2 separate regions of the Mus musculus genome follow, and region 1 is linked to region 2. A link is a contact called in ENCODE POLR2A ChIA-PET data. All regions are on one chromosome and are shown on one strand. The core of a region is the stretch at or near the end of the contact, and the rest is flanking DNA. Distances in the headings are between cores, read along the strand shown. Region 1 holds the start of Amz2 (archaelysin family metallopeptidase 2). Region 2 holds the start of Rgs9 (regulator of G-protein signaling 9).

Region 1 (2,700 bases), core at 64-2,563, 130 kb before region 2:
TCATTTGAAAACAATCATAATATTTTGAGCTGACTCACTTTGTCCACAGGATCAACGGCATCCCTTCCAGTGTCACTCAAAGATATTCAATAAGGAAAAGAGTAATGGTTCTGTTATTTAACTGCAGGTTGGCAAGATCCATCTCAGCCCCTTACGCTTACCTTGTCAGCCATAAGACACGGGGGTAGATCTAAGATGACCAATGAGACGCCATACTCATGGTGACAGGACTTTCCCCATTCCTATCAAGTCCCTACGTGGCACGTTCATCCTTCATACCAAGCAGACGCTTTTTGAGTGAGAAAAGAAAAAAAAGATGAATGTTTCTGTCCATTTAGTTTGTGTTTTCTAATTGAGGGCCTTTTCCATTTTTGTTTGTTTGGTTGGTTGGCTGGTTTTTTGTTCTGCTTTGTTTTGGGGGTGGGTTGGGGGGTGGGACAGGGTTTCTCTGTATTTCTCAGTTTATTAACGACTGATTTTGAAATTTAAGCTAACTGCTGTGCTCAGTGAACTTCTGAATTCTGGAGCTCAAGAGGGTGACACTGACTAGAAAGGATCCTAGAGACTACGCTGAGTGTAGCTCATCTCGGTACTGCACATCTGGGCTGAGATTTTATTTTTACAGGATGAAATTTAAAAAGAAAAAAAAAATAAATCACCATGGCCCCATTCAGTCTACCTACCTTTATAAAGGAGAAATCTCCAGCTGCTGTTTTTCCATTTATGTTTTTCTAAGGACAATGCATGTCTGGCAAAGGGGTGTGGCCTTCACCCTAATAAAAGAGACAGAGTGGAAAGTCAGAAGGCCTCCACATCCTAGTCCAACGTGGATGGTGTCGCTGAAGAAGTGTGCAGGGAGCCATCGTACAGTCACTGCAGGGACCGGGGGCCTAAGATGCTTCGGTTCTATAACCGGAACATCTCCCGCCAAGTGGGTCTCGCCAGACGTGCTAGCTGGTTGCCCATAGCAACTTGCACGGCCGGTGCAGACGCCACCCAGTCTCTGCTTGAGTCAAAAGTGGGGGGCCTCCCCGGAACTCAGAGTTCGCGTCTTCTACCCAGGGAGCAACCGGAAAGGCCCGCGTTGTTCCCAAGAGACATCCTGCCCCCGAGGTCCCCTCTGCTTCCGCCGCAGCCATCCCTCCCACCACATCCGCTCCTCCCCAACGATCAACACCTTCCTCCTCCTCCCCTGCCCAGCCCTGACGGTTCCTCATACCACCCTCACCCGGACAGGCCTCTAGGCCGCCCTCAAGCTGCCACGGTGGTCCTAGCACGCATGCGCCTCGCGCGGACGCACCTCACCCTTTCACGCATGCCCCGCCCACACCGCCCACTAGCAAGACCCGTCTTCCCGCCCCTCAATCGTCGCCCCGCCTCCTATCTGCGCTCTTCCCTCCTAAGGCTCCTCCTCCAAACACTGAGCCCGCCCCACTCCTCCAGAAAGGCCCCGCCCATGTGCTGTAACCCCGCCCCGAAGGCGTGACCTCTGTCCATTTCACAACACTCACGCTGTGTGTGGTTGACTAAAGTAGTAAGGGGGCGATGTAGTGTCGGACAGTCCCCAGTCGTCGCTGTTTCGCGTCGGCCCTCACGGGGGCGCCGCGACCCGCTCCTCGCGGGCGGTGCAGGGTCACGGAACCACCTGCCGTGGGCTGAGCCTGAGTAATTTAACCACTGGGTCCAAATAAGTCAGCCGTGTCCGCGGCTTGACACATCACCCGCTTGGACTTTCCCTTCTTAGTCGGTTTGCCCGACTGTCGCGGCCTCACCGCTGTCAGGAAGCAGGGCTGCATCCTAGGGCGTGGGGCATAGGGTTGCCTTTGGTACTTGGGGAACTAAGAGCTTAGAGCTCGGACCCCCAGGAGACTCTGGAAGGGGAAACCCCAGGGCCAGATCTCCTGATCCCCGCCCCCAGCATATACCTATTCAATCCTTTTGCATCTCTGGGCGCTTCTGGCCCCAGGAAGGTCAAACAAGGGGATGATGCCACTATTTTATCAACATCCTCTCATCCTTGGAAGTTAAAGACTGCATACCCCACATGTCTGTACCCTTCTTCCTACCCAACCCCCAAACTTTTTGCTCTCTTCTTGCCTTGTGCACACTGCTCTAATTATCCTTGCCCAGTTATTATAACAAGGCTCATATATGTTGTCCTTACTGCCCTTACCAAGTTGACAAAAGTGGCTTATTTGGGGAGGGTCTCCTGTCAAGGCTGGCCTTGAACTCACTATGTAGCAGAGAATGTTCCTGTGTCTGACTTCTGAGCACTGTATACACACATACAGAGAGAGACACATACATGTATATTCTTTCAAATTTTCATACTTCGGTTATATTTCCCCAGGACCCCCTCTGATCCTCTTTCTCCTCCCATGAGGTCACTCCCCAACAACCTGACCATTTTTTTCTCCCGGGACATTTTTAATCAGCTGTAGACATGATGCCCCTTTAGTGTAAATACTCCAGAGCATGCTTCTAAACAAGCAATTTTTTCTAAGTAGTCACAGGACACCTACACTGGGAATTCCTACCAATCACTCTGATTGCAGTCTAACACCACAAGGTTCCTGCTTTCCATTTTTCTGTGTGCACTCCCTTCCATACTAATGAAAAGTCTGTCTCCCACTATTCATAATTTACTTCTGCATTTAACTGCTCTGTGGTACAATATGCACTGAGGGTAATTTCAGAATA
Region 2 (2,700 bases), core at 108-2,607:
CCAATCCACCCCCTTAGGAAATCACCTCTATTTTCCTTACTCAGAATTTATAGAACTAAGAAATGCTGGCTTTATTTGCTTATGTGTATTCCGTGTAACACTAAACCCAGAAGTTGTTCCATGAGGAAACGTCAAGACATTGCAGCTTTTTCCTGGGATCCCAGCTCACATAAGGAACACGCTTCTCAGAGGTCTGGTATGATTGGCAGAAACCCCGGTCCTCTGCATCAACCCATCCCTGGAGAGCTCACATCCTTTTCACTGAAGTTTGTGATGTGGGGGCTTCTGCATGGGGCCCAGGGGAAACGAGCACTTTGACATTGTTTGCAAACTGGAGTCAGTGTTATGTGAACATGTGTGTGAGCATGCTTTCTGAGAGTGTCCACAGCGTTCAACGGATTCTTACAAATAAATGTGCCTGAAAGGAAAAAAAAATAGTGGATAAGGGCTTAGATGCTAAAGGTATACCAGTTGACTGAGCACCACTAAGGCGAATCCCTTTGTTCTTTTTCAACTTAAACATGCGAGATGCGACATTGTATATCTATCCTGCTTGTGTAGACTAAGTGGAGGCTTCATCCTTTTTTTTTTTTTCTGGATATATGCCAATATAGGCTCATCAATTGGTGACACATACCAATCTCCCCAGACAGGTTGACCCTGGAGGGGGGTTATGAATGTGTGGAGCAGGTGGCCACTCTGGAGGCATCTATTCTGTCCCATCTGCCCAATTTTTAGGTCAGTTTAAAAGTTCCTTTAAGAGTCTATTAAAGACAAACAAATACAAGTATCGGGAATTAGAAGTAAAATATAATTTGCCTAAGGGCACACAGTTAGCTAAAGAGTGTCTATGGGCTTCTTCACTTCTTCCTCTCTTGAAACCAACATCTTACTAGTTAGTCTATTTGTTAGGCCAATTAATAAAAGTCTACATCTGGTATTTTTTTTTATCTTAAATATCTATCTAGGAACAATCACAGCGTTGCTCACTTATCTATTAGAAGCTTCATGGACACTTCTATTGGATACCATGAAACTGTTTAAAATTTTCTCTTCTCTTATAAAGAAATTCTTAGCGCTGACTTACCCAAAGATGTCCAACTCTCCTGCAAGCTGGCGTCGGAAAGCTCCTTTCCCACTGTGCTCTGTCTCACTTCTGTATATAAAGAGATTAACAGGCTCACACACCTTGGGGCAGATGCTCTAGCTTCAGCATCCCTGATCTGGCCTTCCTACCTGAGGTTTGGTCCAGGTGGAGCCGGACGCCGCCCCCTGGTGGCAGGTGGGAGCCCGCGCAGTGCATGCTAATGAGCGCGCGGCGCTGCTCGCTGATTGGTTGGCGCGAATTCCAGCTGCTTTGCATGTCGGCGGGTGCGAGGGAGAGTCGAGGGGTGGAGGGCGGTATTCTGGGCCCTGCGCGCTCCGCTCTCTGTGCCTCCCGGTCTACGCCCAGGCTGGGGCAGACCAGGCTGGCTTGTGAACTTGGGGGTTTCCCCTTTCGCTCCCATTCGTGTTGTGGTCGTGAATTCATCCAGGGTCCAGAATGACGATCCGACACCAAGGCCAGCAGTACAGGCCGAGGATGGCATTTCTCCAAAAGGTACCCTGGGAATCCCCATCTGGACCCTGGCAAGTGGGCGGGGACCCAGTATGTGGAGTGTCCAAGGGAAGATTGGGCAGGGGCAGAGGGCGTCCATCTAGGTCGATCCGCGCTGCCCAATTTTACTAAATGACTTCTATGTGGCTCTATGTGTTGTATTTAAAAACCATAATGATTGGGTTTTCGCGTAAACTGTAGTGGAGAATTCGAAGGCAGCCGTGATGGTCTGCTGCAGGCCAAAAACAACCTGTTACTCAGGAGAGTGCTTGAAGCTGCGCGGTGATTTGAGACAGCCTATATTGTTACAAGGAATCGGCTATTAAATGAACATTTCCCCCAATACTAAACAGCAGGATTTTTAAGTGTGTGTATGCCTGTGTGTATAAAAAGACCAGGAAAATGTGATTTGTGGGATCAAGAGCCTCCCCTGATCCCAGGATGGCAATCTGTGTGTTTTCTGTATAGTTAGAACCGTTTCTTGTCGATGGCTAATGGCCAGAACAGGGTGTCCGTTCCCGATGGACATGTGGGAGGTGGAATGTACCTATGGGGTGACGTGTTTGGGGACAAAGTGGTTCATTTAGTTCTGGGCTTTTAAGTTAGACAGTGTGGGAAGAGACACTCACAGGATTAAGTCCCAGGTCACTTGTCTGCCCTACCTCTGGCTCATGCCACTTTTCATAGGATTATCCTGTTGAGGGAATTAGCCCGATGGATGTTCTGTGACAAGCTGGGCCCTCCCTGCCTTGAGCCTCTGGAGCTTAGCAACTGGGTGCAGTTGGTGACTAAGTATCCTAATCTACAAGATGTTAAAAGCTGGACAGACCTGGGCACACCAGGACATTCGGCACACCTGGTCATCTCCCCGAGAAGCCAGATAGAAGAGATGTAAGGGCCATGCCGTAAACAGAAGGGAACACTGTCTCACTCAGGAGAGTAGACAGTGCAGCTCCCAGCTCCTGAAAGGACAAGAGGCTGCCCAAGTCTGGTGGTCCAAAGTCGAACGTCATTTTCAGATCGTGTCTAGGCTGGTCTTCTCCTGCCGTGCAGGACGGCCCTGGCTTGGAGCTTAGAGCACCTATCTGTAGCACTCGTGTGTT

What was found. ChIA-PET counts read pairs that join two places held with the same protein, here RNA polymerase II (POLR2A).
Region 1: POLR2A ChIA-PET joins it to region 2 with 11 read pairs in Patski. The contact joins the promoter of Amz2 here to the promoter of Rgs9 in region 2. POLR2A ChIA-PET finds 5 or more read pairs at or near these places in 2 of 5 experiments (Patski and embryonic stem cell).

The regions. Positions count from the first base shown.
Region 1 is chr11:109,424,559-109,427,258 of GRCm38, reverse strand. Amz2 (archaelysin family metallopeptidase 2) reads right to left here and starts at 1,313. Exons shown (of 9, transcript NM_025275.4): 1 at 1,229-1,313; 2 at 684-773; 3 at 162-289. The coding sequence starts at 173.
Region 2 is chr11:109,296,838-109,299,537 of GRCm38, reverse strand. Rgs9 (regulator of G-protein signaling 9) reads left to right here and starts at 1,357. Exons shown (of 19, transcript NM_011268.2): 1 at 1,357-1,600. The coding sequence starts at 1,544. Gm39441 (a long non-coding RNA gene) reads right to left here and starts at 1,308. Exons shown (of 3, transcript XR_880277.3): 1 at 1,088-1,308.